Regions from separate parts of the Homo sapiens genome. Here region 1 is linked to region 2. The links are chromatin loops, found by intact Hi-C in ENCODE. Cell type or tissue: heart left ventricle. All regions are shown on one strand. Each heading gives the region's core, and the rest is flanking DNA. Links, peaks and the distances in the headings are about the cores only.

Region 1 (8,351 bases), core at 279-8,278, 60 kb after region 2:
TAATGTGATAGAAAAGAAAATCCCATTTTCCAAGGAGAAATCCAAGCCAGCTGCACATATTTGCATAAGTGATGAGGAACCAAATGCTAATCCCCAACACAATAGGGAAAATGTCTCCAGGGAATGCCAGAGGTCTTCATGTCAGCCCCTCCCATCACGGGCCCAGAGGCCTAGGAGGAAAAAGTGGTTTCCTGAGCTGGCCCAGGGTCCCCGTTCAGTGTGCAGCCTAGGGACTTGGTGCCCTGCATCCCAGCCACTCCAACTGCAGATAAAAGGGCCAACATAGAGTTCTGGCTATGGCAGAAGGTGCAAGCCACAAGCCTTGGCAGCTTCCACATGTTGTTGAGCCTGCCAGTGTACAGAAGTCAAGAATTGGGGTTTAGGAACCTCCACCTAGATTTCAAAGGATGTATGGAAATGCTTGGATGTTCAGGCAGAAGTTAGCTGCAGGGGCAGGGCTCTCATGGAAAACCTATGCTAGGGCAGTATGGAAGGGAAATGTGGGGTCAGAGCCCTCATTAAGTCCCTACTGGGGCACCACCTAGTGGAGCTTTGAGAAGTGGACCACTGTCCTCCAGACCCCAGAATGGTAGATCCACTGATGGCTTGCACGGTGCACCTGAAAAAGCCAGCCACTCAATGCCAGCCCATGAAAGCAGCCAGGAAGGAAGCTGTACTCTGAAAAGCCACAGGGGTGGAGCTGCCTAAGACCCTGGGAACCCACTCTTGCATCAGTGTGACCTGGATGTAAGACATGGAGTCAAAGGAGATCATTTTGCAGCTTTAAGATTTGACTGCCCCACTGGATTTTGCACTTGAATGGGTCTTGTAGCCCCTTTGTTTTGGTCAATTTCTCCCATTTGGAATGGCTGTATTTACCCAATGCCTGTAACCCCATTGTATCTATGAAGTAACTAACTTGCTTTTGATTTTACATATGAAAGTCCATATGTGGAATGGACTTTCCTTGTCTCGGATGAAACTTTGGGCTGTGGACTTTTGAATTAATGCTGAAATGAGTTAAGACTTTGTGGGACTATTAGGAAGGCATGATTGGTTTTGAAATGTGAAGACATGAGATTTTGGAGGGGCTGAGGTGGAATGACATGGTTTGGCTGTGTCCCCACCAAAATCTCATCTTGAACTCCCACGTGTTGTAGGAGGGACCTGGTGGGAGATAATTTAATTTGAGAGCAGATTTCTCCCCTCCTGTTTCTGTGATGGTGAGTCACAAGATCTGATAGTTCTATAAAGAGCAGTTCCCCTGCATGAGCTCTCTCTCCCTTTGCCTGCTGCCATCCATGTAAGACATGACTTACTCCTCTTTGCCTTCCACTATGATTGTGAGGCTTCCCCAGCAACATAAAAACATAAGTCCAATTAAACCTCTTTCTTTTGTAAATTGTCCAGTTTCAGATATGTCTTTATGAGCAGTGTGAAAATGGAGTAATACATGCTTATTATACAAAAATAGGTTGGGATCTAAGATTAATATCTAAGTTGACATTTTAAAAGAATTGTTAAGAATCCAAAGGTTAGAAGTGGTTAAAAGTAAGAGTCAATAAGAACTAAAAGAACGTCATAGAGACCTTCATAAAGGTAATAAATTGACTACATCTATTTTTGAGAAGGCTATCATAGTGACTCTACATATTTTTATTTATTCCTTGACTTTTGATTAAGTGTTCATTTTCAGTGCTAAAATTTTGAACTCCAGATAACTGAGCTTCACTGTAATATAATTTTTGTCAAATCCTTTGTATTTATTAGAAATAATACATGATACATTACATTGTGTATTATATGTGTATACTTATTTTTATAATAAAATAACAAAATATTTAAAATGAGAATAATACAATATAAATAAACTAATACAATAATATAATTAAATATTACATGCATACTTATATAAACTTAGAGGATATCTCCATGTAGAAATGTTCAACACCAAAATAGAGATATGCTTAGAATATTTGTCATGTGGCATATTGGTGAGTGTGGCTAGGATGAAATGTAATCAGCTAATAAAAAACACAAAGGCTAAGTGTTTGAAGGCACAAGAACCAGAGTGATGGAGAGAGGGATGCATAGAAAAGCATCCCCCCCAACAACACAGACAAACATCTACATCAATATGTCACCCTTTCCTTTTCCTTGCTAACTTTGCAAAAACTTGGACACCAGAATACTGGCAACTGTAGAAGAGCATATCAAAAAATAGAATTTAAAGTGTTATCTAACTCTAAGCACATCTGTTCTCTAAATCAGCTTCTCAAAGATACATTTCATTAAAATCAATCTTGCCAACCCTTGTCACTTAGTCATTGACTCTCTGTTACTCTTTTACTGTCACCTTTCTTGACAGGATTTTGACAAGATCCAGAAGGTCAGTTAAGTTCTTTGCTGCTCTTTTCCATTAATGGTTTATTAACTAGGCAAGGCTAAATATATTCTTTTCTATTATGTATCTCTAGCCAAAAACCGGCTCTGCAGAACAGTAGATTTCTTCCCAAATACCATGGAAGTATCATCTCCCTCAGTCTTAGAAAGAGCATGCATGCAGATGTTTTCAGTTACACTTAGACATAGTTTTTGTTTTATTAACTACAGTGGGCTTGAGACGTTTTTCTCTTTCTGATAAAATCAGCATTTTTTTCAGAGTTCATTTAAATTAATTTGAAAATATCATCTTTTTCATTTTTCCTTCCAGGTTGCTTTTTTCCTTTCTCTCAGACCTGGATTTAGAATATTTCTCTTATTGTTAATTATATTCCATAGAAGTCACTAAAATATCTCTCTCAGTTAACACCCAATTAACTGAAGGACTTTAGAAGTAACCTTCCTCTGAAGCATACTCTGCATATTCACGGCTCCCTTTCTACAGTTTGCATTGCTATAGTGTTTCTCTCACTGCAGAGCTAACAGAAAGTAATTCCCTGAGGTCTAGTTCTAGGAGGATCTACTATTATTGCCTCCGTCAGGGGCCTTACCTCTTATCAAAAGGAGGGCCATTGCCATCAAAATATTTTTTAGAAAAAGAGATTTTTAAAATATAGGATTCTTGAAATGCAGGGGTCTTTAAAACAGCCTGCAGAGTAACTATGAATCCTTAGATAGCATATGCTAAAGCGTGTCTTAAATGTAAATTTCTAGGAAGATTAGTCATGGCTTTTTATCAAATTCTAGATGAATCTACAGCATTACCAAAATTAAATACTCTAAAATGATGCACAAATCTTGTATTTACATATATAAGAGATGGCATATGGTAACATGTATAAGTACAAACTTTTTAGCAAAATAAAAATCCATGGAATTTACAGTGAATTTAGAATTTGGGTATCACCACTATGCTTTCATTCCTTAATTTAGTCAAAAATGGCAAACAACTTCCAGCCTTTATCTGCCCTTCAGCACATTGTTTGGGAGCTCACATAAATATTCACATGCTGCTACATTCACATACACATATATCACATGAAGATTTGGCCTGACGTTACTGAAAACTTGCCATCTACATACTCTGTTCATTCTTCTACATCTACCATTTTTTTATAATCTAAAAAAACTTCTATAGTAAAAAGTTATCTTATTCATGGTAACATGTTTTGTTTTTTAATTTCCTATGTACACATTCTTTGTTCTAAGATAAACTTTTGCTTTTTTTGTTTTTCTTTGTATTGATTTCATCTCAAAAGATCTAATTTTATTCCATATATCTATACAAGAAACAAGCAGTATCCAGTCAATTTTAATACTAAACGACTTAACGCTGGAGAAAAATCAAATAAATGCAAAAATATCAAAAGGCAAATTAAAAGATAAATTAATACGGAGTGTTTGATAATATTTAATTTGTGGACACATTTCATTGAAAAAGCAGCTTCAGTTTATTTTGAGGAAGTCACAGATCTACAAGTGTGACAAATGGTGTCCACATGAGAACAAAGCATTCTGCCAGACTGAAAAGTAGAATACTCTCTGTTTGGTAACAGTAGCCGATTGGTTACTGGTTGAAATTGTTTCTAAATGTTCTTTCTCAATTATCTATAAAACCTACTACTTAATTTGCTACTGTGTTTGTATTAAATTTCAATGTAACTAACATTTTGAAATTCAAGTGTCTTTCTTCTCTGTTTAATAAGTGAGGCCCCTCCAAAAACAAACATCAAGGAGAATTCGCCTTTACCTTTGTAGTCCAGTGGCTGGAGAGAGTCAGTGGAGAATTACTCTGATGGTTGATTAAGCACATGTCAAAAACAACAGAAACAGGCACAACATGGTGCACACAAGAGAAAGAGGGAGACTGAAAGAAAGGAAAAAAGAAAAGTCAGCCTCGATGAAATTATTTCAGAATATGTAGATGTTTGCTTCATTTCAAAATAAAAACTTTATTTTCTATCACATATGGTAGCATGTTAGTATGTGGTGGGGTGTGGGGAGGGGGTGCCATAATACATTGAGTGCTTGGGCCTCCAAGGCTCTTCCTTTACCCAAGATAGACAGAGTGCATCTAAATTCAGATATTATAATTTTTCTTAGAAGGCAACTAATTCACTTTATTTAGCCAGATGTTTTTCCTTTTGAAGTTATTTGAGATTATTCATATTAGAGGGAAATGATGAAATGAATTTATTCAGCAATTAAGTATTAAGTTAGATATAAAGGAGTGTTTACATAAAACTACACTTTCTGAGTTTAATTTTCATCACAAATCCATTTTTACTGATATCCTAGCTTTGGGTCTTTCTTCATTTGGGGTCTCATTGTTTCTCATCTTTATCTATTGGCATCACCTCTCTGGGTTGCCAATGTTCTTGCAACGGACTGTCACACTTTGTACTGTGCCACAAATCACTGCTTGGGAATTGGCCAGAATCTGGGATGGGAGTGAAACAGCAGGGTAAAAATATCCCAGTTGATCATGTGCCTTCTTAGCCCACAAATCTTGGTTGGTAAACCATTGCAACTCATTCGTCGTCCAATTTCCTAGGACATACTTAGTATGTAGGCTTTATTGTCACTGTTGAAAATCCATGAACTCAGACATCCTTTCTCTCCTCTGGGGACTTGCTGTCTTGCATCTTTTCTGTCTCACAACCTAGAGCGAGTACACTCTCTTTTAGCATAAGCTGTGCTACCTCATCCTGATTCCTCTGCTGCTACAGCCACTCTCTGGCTTTCGTGCTCTAAGTCAGCAAATAGCTCTATTTTATGCTGCTCATCTGTTAAAGAGCTCTTTCCACAACTTGACTTTGATTTTGTTGACCTCTGTTAGGGAGCACATTCTATGCCCCATTGCTGTGTATTCCTGCCTCTGGAATAATTCCTAATTCCTTAATCAATGTATCCAATCAACATTAATTACTAAGGACCTTTTATATGCCAAGAGGTGTGATGATGAGTGCTAAGAATAAAATAATACATATGATAGATACACACCCTGCCCTTGTGAAGTCTTCTGTCTGGCAGAACTACTAGTGATTCTGAGGATATCTTTATTTTCATCAGGAGATACCTTTGTTTATTTAGGACAGAATTAAATTCTTCCTGGGAAACTGTCAAATATTGGTCTCTCTCCCAGCAAGCAAATCAAACATACATTTTTTGGTGGTTTTTTTTTGTGACACTTGCTGTAAGCAAATATTGTACATTCTTAGAATTTCAAATGTTTCTTATCGAAGTAGAGCCCTGGTACTGTATTACTATAGCAGAATTTTGAATGTAGAAACAGCATTCTGCTTCTTTATTTTCATCCACATTATTAATTCTGAATGCCTTATCCATTCTGTTCTCATATTCCCGTTTCCATACAGATCAGCAATGCATGCACCCCTGGGAGGGGTAATCAATTATGAGATAACAAGGTTAACCAGTTATCAATATCCTTGATTGATTGTTTATTCTCACTTTTATTTTCATTGCCAACTACTACAGACTGCAGGTTTTTAGCCTAATAAACATCTCTCAAATCCATAACTTTCCTCTTCATTCTTACCTTGTCCTCAAGTTCAGGACTTAGCTGGAAGTTGTCCCTAAACTACACTCTTTTATCCCTCACAAACATCAACCATATATTCACCAGGAAATATATGTTAAAGGAAATTCAAGCCATATTATTTCATGCATAAAATTTTTAAGTAGGTCTTATTGCTTACAGAATTAACTCCAATCTTAGTGGACTTAACATAGCTTGAGTTTCTGCCTTGTAGTCCTGACCCACTTTTCTCTCTTCTGGTTAAAGGCTGCTACCCAAAGACGTTGAAGAATATACCTGTAGTCAAACAAAGCTGTAGTCCTAGTACTATAGCAAAGCAAATGGTACCTCATAGAGAATAATAGGATATCTCAGTGAAAAAGTGTGAGAATAGGCTGGTTACAGCATTTGAGTTTGTGTGAGGTGAATGGGGGTGAGTTTAAGAAAGTGGGAAGTTTTCTCTGGTTTGAGTGTTGGCAGGAAGTAGGCTAAATATACAAATCGTTATCTTAATTCTCTTTCTCTTTTATTTTAAATCCGGGAGGCAGAAGCAGTGAATAGGAACTAAAACTGTAGTTAGTTAAGAACCAACAGTCATTTATGTCAGCCAGGTAAGAAAGATGTTCAGTTTTTTAATTGAAACACTGTCCTTGTTCTTCTCTTTTCAGACATAGATACAGTGTAGTTTTGGTTTTGTTTCACTCATTCATATTAGAGAGTACCTGTCTGATACTGTTGCTGTGGGAATCACTTTCGATTAAGTAGAAGACATCATGAACTACCTGTTGTTGCCAGGTCAGCCATCAGTTAACACTGGCTGAGGATGCTTTCTTTTTCTGCATAAATAATTTGGAACTATTATGCATGGGAATTTTTTCACTTCTCCTTTACTTATTTATTTATTCAACCATTTATGTCAGTATAGACTTATGATTATTTGTTTTGTAAGTTGGATTATAATACTATACTACTTTATTAATTCTATTTGTTTTGTTTTCCAAATTGTTTTCCAGCTTTGGCCATTGAGAGGTCTTTTCAATTGGCTCCTGTGCCCCTTTGACATTCCCCAAGGAGTGTTTTCATTTGTTTGTTTCATTACTGAGCATGTCCTCACTTTCTGGTGCCTCAGGATGCTCTATGTTCACCTTATATATTTTCTGCAACAGGAAAATATATTACTTAGAACCAGCTATTTATCCAAGAAGGCTAGTTTCTTTTCATTAGAGAATAATATTAGAAACCAATATCTGTGCTCTGTCCTACTGGGTAGCAGGTATTTTCAGTTGACAGAACAAGGAAACACATGTGCCTATAGACTATGTGTGTGTGTGTTTGTGTGTGTGTGTATAGGATGTAACTACACATATATATATATATATATATGATGTGACTACATGTGTATATATGTTACACTAAACATGAGTTTATGCTGATGTCTTAGATTCTAACCCATTACTACATCATTCATTCTAAATTCCTCCCTTCCTTATCTGTAAATTTGCACTCCAAGGGTAAGAAATCTAGCCGCCGTCATCTGCCATACGTTTCCTCAACTTTTCACTTCCAATGTAAATGAACAGCAGTATCAAAATTGTGAACCCACACGCTCACAGGAAACAACTTTAATTACAAGAATACAGCTTTATGTGCATTTTCTTTTACTATTGGTCCACTCATTTCCAGACTCCACATATTTCCGCAGTTACTTAGGTCAATACTTTTTTCTCCCACTCCTTTTACTGAGCTGGTTTCATATGTTTGTAATAAAGTTTCTTCTTTTGTCACAGTTTACATTCCTTCTTTGGTCTCCCACCTTTCTAAATGATTTCTTTTTTAGTTTGCGTATATTAAAGTCTACTCTGTGTTGTAACCATCTATGAAGTTTGACAAATCTATAATGTCTTGTATCCACCATTACAGTATCACATAGAATAGTTTCTCTGCCTTCAAAATCCCCTTTGTTTCATAAATTCAACCTTCATCTTTCCCTCAACACTCGGTAACCATGAATTTTTGAATTGTGTATATAGTTTTGCCTTTCCCAGAATGTTATATAATTGAAATCATACAGTATGTAACTTTTCACACTGGCTTAGTGCACTTAGCAATATTGACTTAAGGGTTCTCTGTCTTTTCATTGCTTTATAGCTCATTTATTTTTATTATAAATAACATTCCATTGTATAAATGAACCACAGTTCATTTTATCCATTCACCTTTTAGGACACTTTGGTTGTCAACAGTGTTTTGCAACTATGAATATAGCTGTTATCTTACTCTTTTTTAAAATGCACTTTAGGTGTACTCATTCCTTAGGTTGAGTACACCTAAAGTGCATTTTAGATATACTAATCATCTCTGTTTCTGTAAT
Region 2 (8,351 bases), core at 76-8,075:
AATGCACAGTTTGAAACTGCCACCATGGTGAATAGGAGAAATGTACTCTGGTGACTAGGGTCTATTTACTGATGGTAGTTTAACAGAGGGCAATGGCAGGTATTCATGCTGTATAATGAGTATTTATTATGTGCCGATTGTAACTGAAGGCACTTGTTATCATTTGTGTGAAAATCATCTTTAGAAAAGCAATCAAAGCAATAAAATAGCAGCTTATGCATAACAAAGCAGCAAACTGAGATCTGATAAGTCTACTATTAAGATAATTTATTTATATATTAAAATTCTATTTCTCATGTATGACTTTAGTGAAGTAATATTACTTTGTGTCATATGTAGAGTTCAGGGCATCTATGATTTTAAATACATTTTAAAATTATAAATCATTTTTTATAAGGTCCTTTTTAAGGAGATTTTAAAACTTATTCTTATTGATGAATGCAACAGTGACTGGAAGGAACAGAGCAAGAAATATTTCTTTTCAAACTCATCCTTGCAGTGTTTCAAGGAAAGGTCTTCAATTGGTCTATTTCCTGATCAAGATGTTTGTTTTCACAAAATAATAAAAGTTTTCTATTTGCAAACCAGCTCAGCTTATAGTGAGCCAATTATCTATGTTAACCCATTCCATTTACACCCTAGAAGATGCAGATAGAGGGAAAGGAAAGCAAATAGAGGGGTTTTATAATGATTAAATGAGTTGGGAAAGAATCAGGGACAAAAAGAAAAAATCCAACAGTCTTATATCCTACATGAACTTGGCAGGTCCTGGTCATGTGGACATGAGCCCACATATTTTCTATTCTACGAAAATTTCTATCTCAAACAAATTACTTAAGCTGATGTATTTTTTTCAGGCTTAATTTTATCATTTGTAAAATACAAAAATACTACTTGCCTCACAGAGTTGTTAGGATTAGATGGGCTGTCATATGAGAAAGGCCCTGTAAGATACTTGAGACTTAGTTGAGACTATATATATATACACACACACACTCACATTATATATATATATAGTATAGTTATAATATAACTGTAGTATTATATATTATAATTTTAAATGCTTCATTGAACATTTCATTATTTTCAAGAGTCCAAATCATTTCTAAAATAATATATTTCAATTCTGAGCAAGAATAAATCATTCTGCAGAAATGAAGTAGGTATCCATACACAAATTAAAGTATATTTTTAACTTTCTGAAATGTTTCATAATCCTTATCCAAGGAGTTTGTGTTTCATGTGGTTGGTTAAACTTGTAATTTTCTTTCTGAATTATTATTTCTATATTTTGTTCTTTAAAAATTCTGCATAAATCCAATAGAAAATTATTTTAATTTTTAATATTGTGCAGCCAAATATTTACTATAAGGACTTACAATGTATGTGACTTACTTACTATTAAAAATCAATAAATGTTTAAAATTTGGTGAAATTCAGACAGCATATCACAAGTAAATGCTGCACTGGAGACGTAATAATTTATTATTTCTCAATATTTATTGGCATTGTTGGAATAATTGGACTGTTGTATTTTATTTGTTAACTAACACCTTGGCTGATGCTTATGATATCAGCACTAAGGGTTACAAAACCATATGCTACAGCTTCATACTGCTGAATTTCTGGGCAATTGAAACCAACAGGGATGGCTTGAGCGACATTTTAAAATTGTTTCTTTCCTCTGAGTGGTTTTCATTTAATCACAATAATACTCTGGGTTCTGTCTTAGGACCTGAAGTCTTTTGAAGGAACACAGCTAACAAGACATATGTCCTTTTATACTATTTTCATTTGTTAATATCATGGGATTGTCTTTGCAGTGACCACAATGAGTTTATTCAAGGAAATTAAGCGCAGCTAGATGAAAAATGAGCAAAAAACAGGTTGGTAATAAAAGTAAAATATTGCCCAACAGGGGCTTTTGGCAAAACAGACTTATCACTTTTGTCAAACGTTGTTAAAGTAGCTATTTGGAACATTGTCTATGGAGAGTGTGTTCATGTTTAAGGTCAATAATGAAGTAGGCTGCCTGTGGGAATACCTCCCACGATCTCCTTCTAGCTATATACCCCCATGTCTACTCTTGGCTTCTCACCAGCAAAAGAAACTTACCACTAATTTAGCCTGTGTTACTTTATCCATATAGGTGCCAATCTGTTCTATTACTTGGAGTTTAGTTTCTGTCTTAAAAACAGAATGGATAAAGGGTTATAAGGGTTTCCATGAATTTGTTTATTCCAACTGTTGCTTTCAGCAACTTGGGAAATTACCCTAGGATGGGTTGAAAAATTCACTGGGTCCACTGAGAGAACAACTCAGGCCATAATTCTATCAGCCAATTTCCAAAAGCCTAAACTTTGGCCAGTTGATTCCAGTAGTGTTTTTGGTACCCAGAAATTAAATCAACTCAGTGTCACTGTTTATAGATCTCTGAATGGTGTATTCTCTCTTTTACCAGTGTGTATGTAGCCATGTTGATAAATGGCCTGAGTCCCTTTAGGGAAAACTTTAAGGAAGATTTACAGACCTTTCTTGGCAAAGCATTTCAGTGTCCTTCTTTAAGTGGACCTTCTGGTTTTTCATTTAAAGAGTTTGGCTCTATGACATAGCTCTGGAATAGAAACTTGGTTGGAGGGATGAGACTCTCCGTTATGGTGACTGAAATTAGACGTCTGCTCATGAATCCTAGTGTTTCTCTGTGATTATTCATTAACAAATTATTTAAAAGGCGTATCCTCTATTTTATTTCTAGTGATTAATTAGCTACTGCCAAAAATGTCAGTGGGCCAAAATATTCTGACGACTGCTCTGGACCTGTTCTCCATTATAGCAGCTGTGCTCACCCTACTTCAGGTGATGAGGTAGTGAGGTCCTATCTTGTGTCCTCTGCCGTCCCAGAAACTTATATTTCAATGGTAGCATCTCCCCCCTTTATCTCTGACCTGCAGAGAACAATCATGAGATTTTCTAAGAATGTCAGAACCTGTCTCATTCCTGCATCTCTCAAATTTGGGAGATAATGGGAGACTGGTGGGTGGGTTGCACATGAAACAATAATGCACTTCAATATTTGTATCTCCGTATGCCTTTGGATCTTTCTTCTAGTAATATATTATCATCAGGAAATCTTGGCATCTTAAGCTCATTTTGATGTAATTCACTGTTATGTCCTGCTCCCAGTCAACCAACCAATAATTGTTAAAGCCACTCTGAGCAGCTGAAGCAAACACATTGAATTGAGGGACTTTGGGAAGTTAATCGTAGTAATAAATTCAGACATTTACCCTTTTCCCATTTAGAAAAAAAGTGCAGCTCTCTGCCAGTGCTCATTTAATTTTACACAAACAAGCTTTTGAATGCTGAAGCAAATCTGATTGATTTGCAATGTGAAAATAAAATATGCAAATGGTTCTTGGAGTTATTTATAAACAGAACTAACATCAGAATCATCTGAATCATCAGAATCATCCATTTCAGAAAAATAGAACTCATCAAATGAATCTTTGGCCAACAACTGTTCGAGAGCAATGTTAACATCATATGTAGGGGTGCTACATTTTCTTGGATTTGACATTTTCAGCGATCATGAATTACTATGTTTTGTAAACGGAAATACCACTACTTAAAACAGAATGCTACGAAGAGAATGATGTCTTTTGTTTCCAAAGTTGATACACTAGAGTGATGGGAAAATAATAATAAAAGGAAAAGATTTCATGGCAAAGTTATCTCAGGGTAAAGACTGCAGCCACAAGTGCTTTCGAGTGTATTCTCACGGCAAACGGAATATATATAGGAAACCGATTACTTAAACTGACTGCAGGAGCAGGAAGGTTGTGTTATCCAGAGCTCACAAAACCCTGCTACTGAGGCTCCTAGAGCTATGTTGTCTCTGCTGCTGTTAAAACCACTGCCTCTGACACAGGGCAGGAAGCCGGAAGCCCACAGTCATGACATCTCCTTTTCTCCTACCACCTATTCTCCAGCTAGTGCTACTTATCAGCAGAACCACATCGAAACCTTTTAGGCAAGTGCACAGGATGACTTCAGTTGGGAGGCTTCCTCTATCTGGCTGAATAGAGGAGAGAACAAATGGGTGAGTGTGGAGGTTAACACCCACTCTTCAGCGCACTTATACTCATTCCCCTTTTTAGAATGTACCACAAAGCTCTCCAGGCAAACTGCCAGATGTAATAAACAGCAATTGAAGGAATTTCTAAATTTTAAGAAATTTAAAAGATTCGGTGACCTTCTTTTCTTCTTTTGCTTTACAGTCTCAGGTGATTCTGGACATGTTACTTCCTTCTTACTGCAGCCCTTCTTTACCTAAGAGTAGAGTCTTTTGACTCTTTTTTTCATTCTCCTAATGATTACATTCTTTTTGCTTTACTTAGAAATGGAGAAAAAAGTTATTTCATCGTAATGTTGATACAAAGTGAACTATTTATTATTAACCTATTTTTCAAAAATATTGATATAATGAAGGAATTAACATTTATTAGAAGAAATAAAATAGATGAACAATTTCTTCAAGTTTTATCTTGATCTCAGTGTCTTGAAGCTCATCAAGCTTCATATCAATGTCGTTCTTATGCTCTCAAAAGGAATACATTCTGCTTACCATTATTGCCTTAAATAATATGTACAAGTACATGAAGTACTAGCACCACATTCCACAATGTAATAAATTTAATTTATCAAATAAAAAATGAAGAAAAAGTCATACTACAGGTGCTTCCTCATTTTGAGGACCAAAGTTAAATAAAGAGGCCATTGTATATTAAAATATAAACAATATTTTCACTAGTTTACATCAACGAAAAACTGTTGTAACATGCATTTCTCTCCCACTGCACATATTCAAGTAATGAGAAATTTCTGAGTTGGCTAACCTATGATTTTTAAATTGTCACCACTGTAACTTGATGATTTAGGTTTTCCAGTTTTATGAAAAATGTGTATTGAATAGGCTTTACTTCTATTTCTTTTATTTTATCTCCTTTCAGATCCATCTGGTCACCTTCCCGGTGATGAGCTCTGTCTTTGGTCTGTTGCTAGTCCTTCCGGAGGCAGCGGTCACTACCATCTAGAATATCTTGGTCATGATGAGTTTGCAGGCTTACTCAAGTTCTATTTTTTCACATCAATTTCTACCATCCTGAAATATCCATAATCTTAGGTTTGTCCTCATGATTTATTTTATTTGGAAATTCAGCATTTCACACAGTGAACTTATTTGCAATGAAATAACACTCAAGTGGTTTACAATTACTTGGTTAACATTAGTCTGTTTCTCATAATTATAAACTACCTAAGTGCAGGACTGATATCTGTTCTGGCTTACCATAAAATCTCTTGGAACCTAAAAAATGCAGTGTGCCATGCCTGACATTCAATAAATAATTTTTACATAAAAATATGGGAAGGAAACCATATTTGGGATGTTAGAATTAGGTTCAGAGAAATGTGTATAGTTTTCATAGGAAGTAAACAAAAAGATAGACTTTGGAATGGAATAGGAGAGTACACTATGTTTTCATGTAACATCAGATGCCAGTTGAGCTGTCAACGGCAGGAGGTGAGGTGCGATTTCTGATTTTAAGCAGGGCCAGGGCAACAAAAAGAAATGGAAAAAGTCAGGATACTTGGGGGATAATTCAAGAATAGGACTTGATGATAAGCTGTGGGAGGCTATATGTACTTAGGGAAAGAATGGTGCTTTTGGTTAAAGTAGGGAATGCAGAAGGAAGAGCTGATTTGGAGAAACAATCATTTGTTCAGTTTTTAATGTTCAGTTTGTGATGTTGCTGGGATACCCCGCTGGTTGACAATTTAGGCCTATTGAAGAGGTGGTGGGTTGGGATGTCATTGAATCAGAATCAATTTTGCTGCTGACTGCTTGAATTACAGGAAACCAACTTGGGCCTGTAGTTCTTATGTGTTAAATAAGGATCCTGTTTAGGGGCTAGACGATTACTACGTTTTCTGTTTTCAAGTTTGCTTTTCCACTCCTCTAGAATTTGTAAAAATTCTGGAAGAGCATAAAATATACTTAAAATTTTTTTTATTTTTCTGATAGCGATAAAAATATAAGAACATAGCATTTATTATATTAACCATTTTTAAGAGTACAATTCAGTGGAATTATGAACCTTCATAATGTTGTATAGGCATCATCACTATCCATTTCTGGAATGTTTTTTCATGATTCCAAACAGAAACTCTCTACACATTAAACAATAACTCTCTCTTTCCCCCTTTTTCTAGTTCTTGTAACCTACATCATACTTTCTGCCTGGCTGAATGAGGTACATAGAATAAGCAAGTTCATAGAAAATGTACTTTTTAAATTTGCATTTAGAAACTTATGAATGTCTGCATGATATTGTTCTCATGTACAATATACAATTACATACAAATATAGTCTCAGGAATATTAGAATATATTATCGTTGAAGGGGTTATTAGAATATATTATCATAGAAGTTGTATAGAAGGCTTTTAATAGGGCTTTTAATTCTAACAACTATAATTCAGTTCTAAGAACACTGTCATCTCTAACAAGAATATATAAAGGCTATATATGTATATAAAGGATATTATATACAATGATAATAATAATATAATTGCATATATATTATATCCAATAATTATATGTATAATTGTAAAGTCTTTAAATACGTATATGCAATGGAATACATATTTACAAAAATGAATTGTTTTTTGAGTCTAGATGTCATAGTTTATCAGAAAAATGTCTTTGAGAGAGTACCTTTAGAATTTCAAGGATTCCAATCAAGGCCTAGAAAAATAAAGTATTGCAGTAGGATCAAAATGAATGCTTGATAAAAGTTCTTCTACAAAAAAGTACAATTTTTCAGTGGTCTGACTTTTGCCTTTCTCAGGCAGTGAATAAATACAGCATACAAAAAGCATAACTTTGGTGGTTTATAGCTCGAGCATTAAAAATATCTAACATGAGCCCATAGCTCATGCTTTATATTCAGAAAATAAAAATGCCTTTGACATTGTCTAATATTAATTATTCTAACTAGGTTTGTGAATTCTTGTTAAGATTCATTCAGATAATATTTAAGATCTACTAATTACAGATGTAATATTCTCTATACATGCTCTGAAATTAATTTAATCTGGCAATATTTCACCTAAACATTTAGACAAGCTAATCCTAAAATATACCTACTTTTCAGATTTAATTTTATATGTGGGTCATATATCACTGATATTCACCACTTTGATATCCTTTTCTCCCTAAATGCTCAAGAGCAGTTTCTATGTGTGGTATTATAAGCACGTGTGTGAGTGTGTTGGGGTGTGGTGGTGGGGCAATGGAAAAACAGGTAGTTGTGCTTTCAAATAACTTACAGTTCAATGTCAAACTAGTAATATTCATAATATATTTAAGGGAGTCCAGGAAATGGTACGATAATATAAAAAAGAATAAGGTAGATCGAATTGCTGTAGTTTGTGAGCTAAAGTCATAAGATACATTTACATTATTTTATTTTTCTGAATATTACCTTTGGGAGAAAATTATCTTTTTTCCTCTCTACCATATATTTCTTATTTCTTCTGTCAGAAAATGGATTAGTATTTATGTATTCATTTATTTACTCGTCAAATATATAATGAGCTTTCCTGTAGGTCCTGGGGATACAGTGGTGAACAAGATGCCTAAGTTTTTGCCTGCGAGATTATATTGTAAAGAGAGAGAGAAAGAGATATGAAATAGCATTAACTGCTTTGTAGTGAATTAAAATACAGGGATGTAGTGGTATATGAATAGTTGGGTGGGTTGTCAAGCCAGGCTTCTTTATGGAGGTGACCTGCAAGCTGAGATCTGTGTATTTGAGAGTCGCCAGCCTCGTGATGATCAAAGAGAAGGGCATTCCAGGCACATAGGCCAGTCGGTGCATGAAGCCCTGAATTAGGACAGAGATTTGGCAGAGAGCAGAAATGAGATAAATACAGCTGAGAACAGTGAGCCAATGAGGAAAGCAGTGTAAGTTGGGGTTACAGAGGTAGACAGGGGTCACACAACTTATGGTAAAAACTTCCGTCACTAGTTGGGCATTAAAGACCCTCCATAATCTGTCACAATCTACTTATCTCACTAAACTTCCACTATACTCTATTATTTTGCTCATAGTATTCTACACAAACCCGTGGCTTTTTCATCTCTGTCATTTTATAGCAGAATTCTGCCCACTTAGAATGTATTTCCCATTTTTCTACATATCCAGATACCAGTAATTCTTCAAAGTCTGTTTCTTTATAAACCACAGTATAAAACTGATAATATTTTTAATGTAAAATCCTGTGGAAAAT

The links. A loop is a pair of places that touch in the nucleus more often than their neighbours do. Peaks named below come from ENCODE experiments on the same cell type or tissue, not always from the same donor. Only the 100,000 strongest peaks of a DNase experiment are listed, where the experiment ranks them.
Region 1: it touches region 2 in a loop (2.1-fold over the local background); 3 of 110 quality-filtered maps call a loop at or near these places.

Annotation. Positions count from the first base shown.
Region 1 is chr3:162,190,464-162,198,814 of GRCh38, forward strand. It overlaps LOC107986048 (a long non-coding RNA gene), which reads right to left and starts at 4,309. Exons shown (of 3, transcript XR_001740570.2): 1 at 4,193-4,309. In heart left ventricle, for the core only: no CTCF peak of the experiment used is centred there; no DNase peak of the experiment used is centred there; H3K27ac peaks cover 687 bases.
Region 2 is chr3:162,130,767-162,139,117 of GRCh38, forward strand. No RefSeq gene overlaps it. Among named protein-coding and RNA genes, the nearest start is that of OTOL1, 640 kb to the left of the region's middle. In heart left ventricle, for the core only: no CTCF peak of the experiment used is centred there; no DNase peak of the experiment used is centred there; H3K27ac peaks cover 1,663 bases.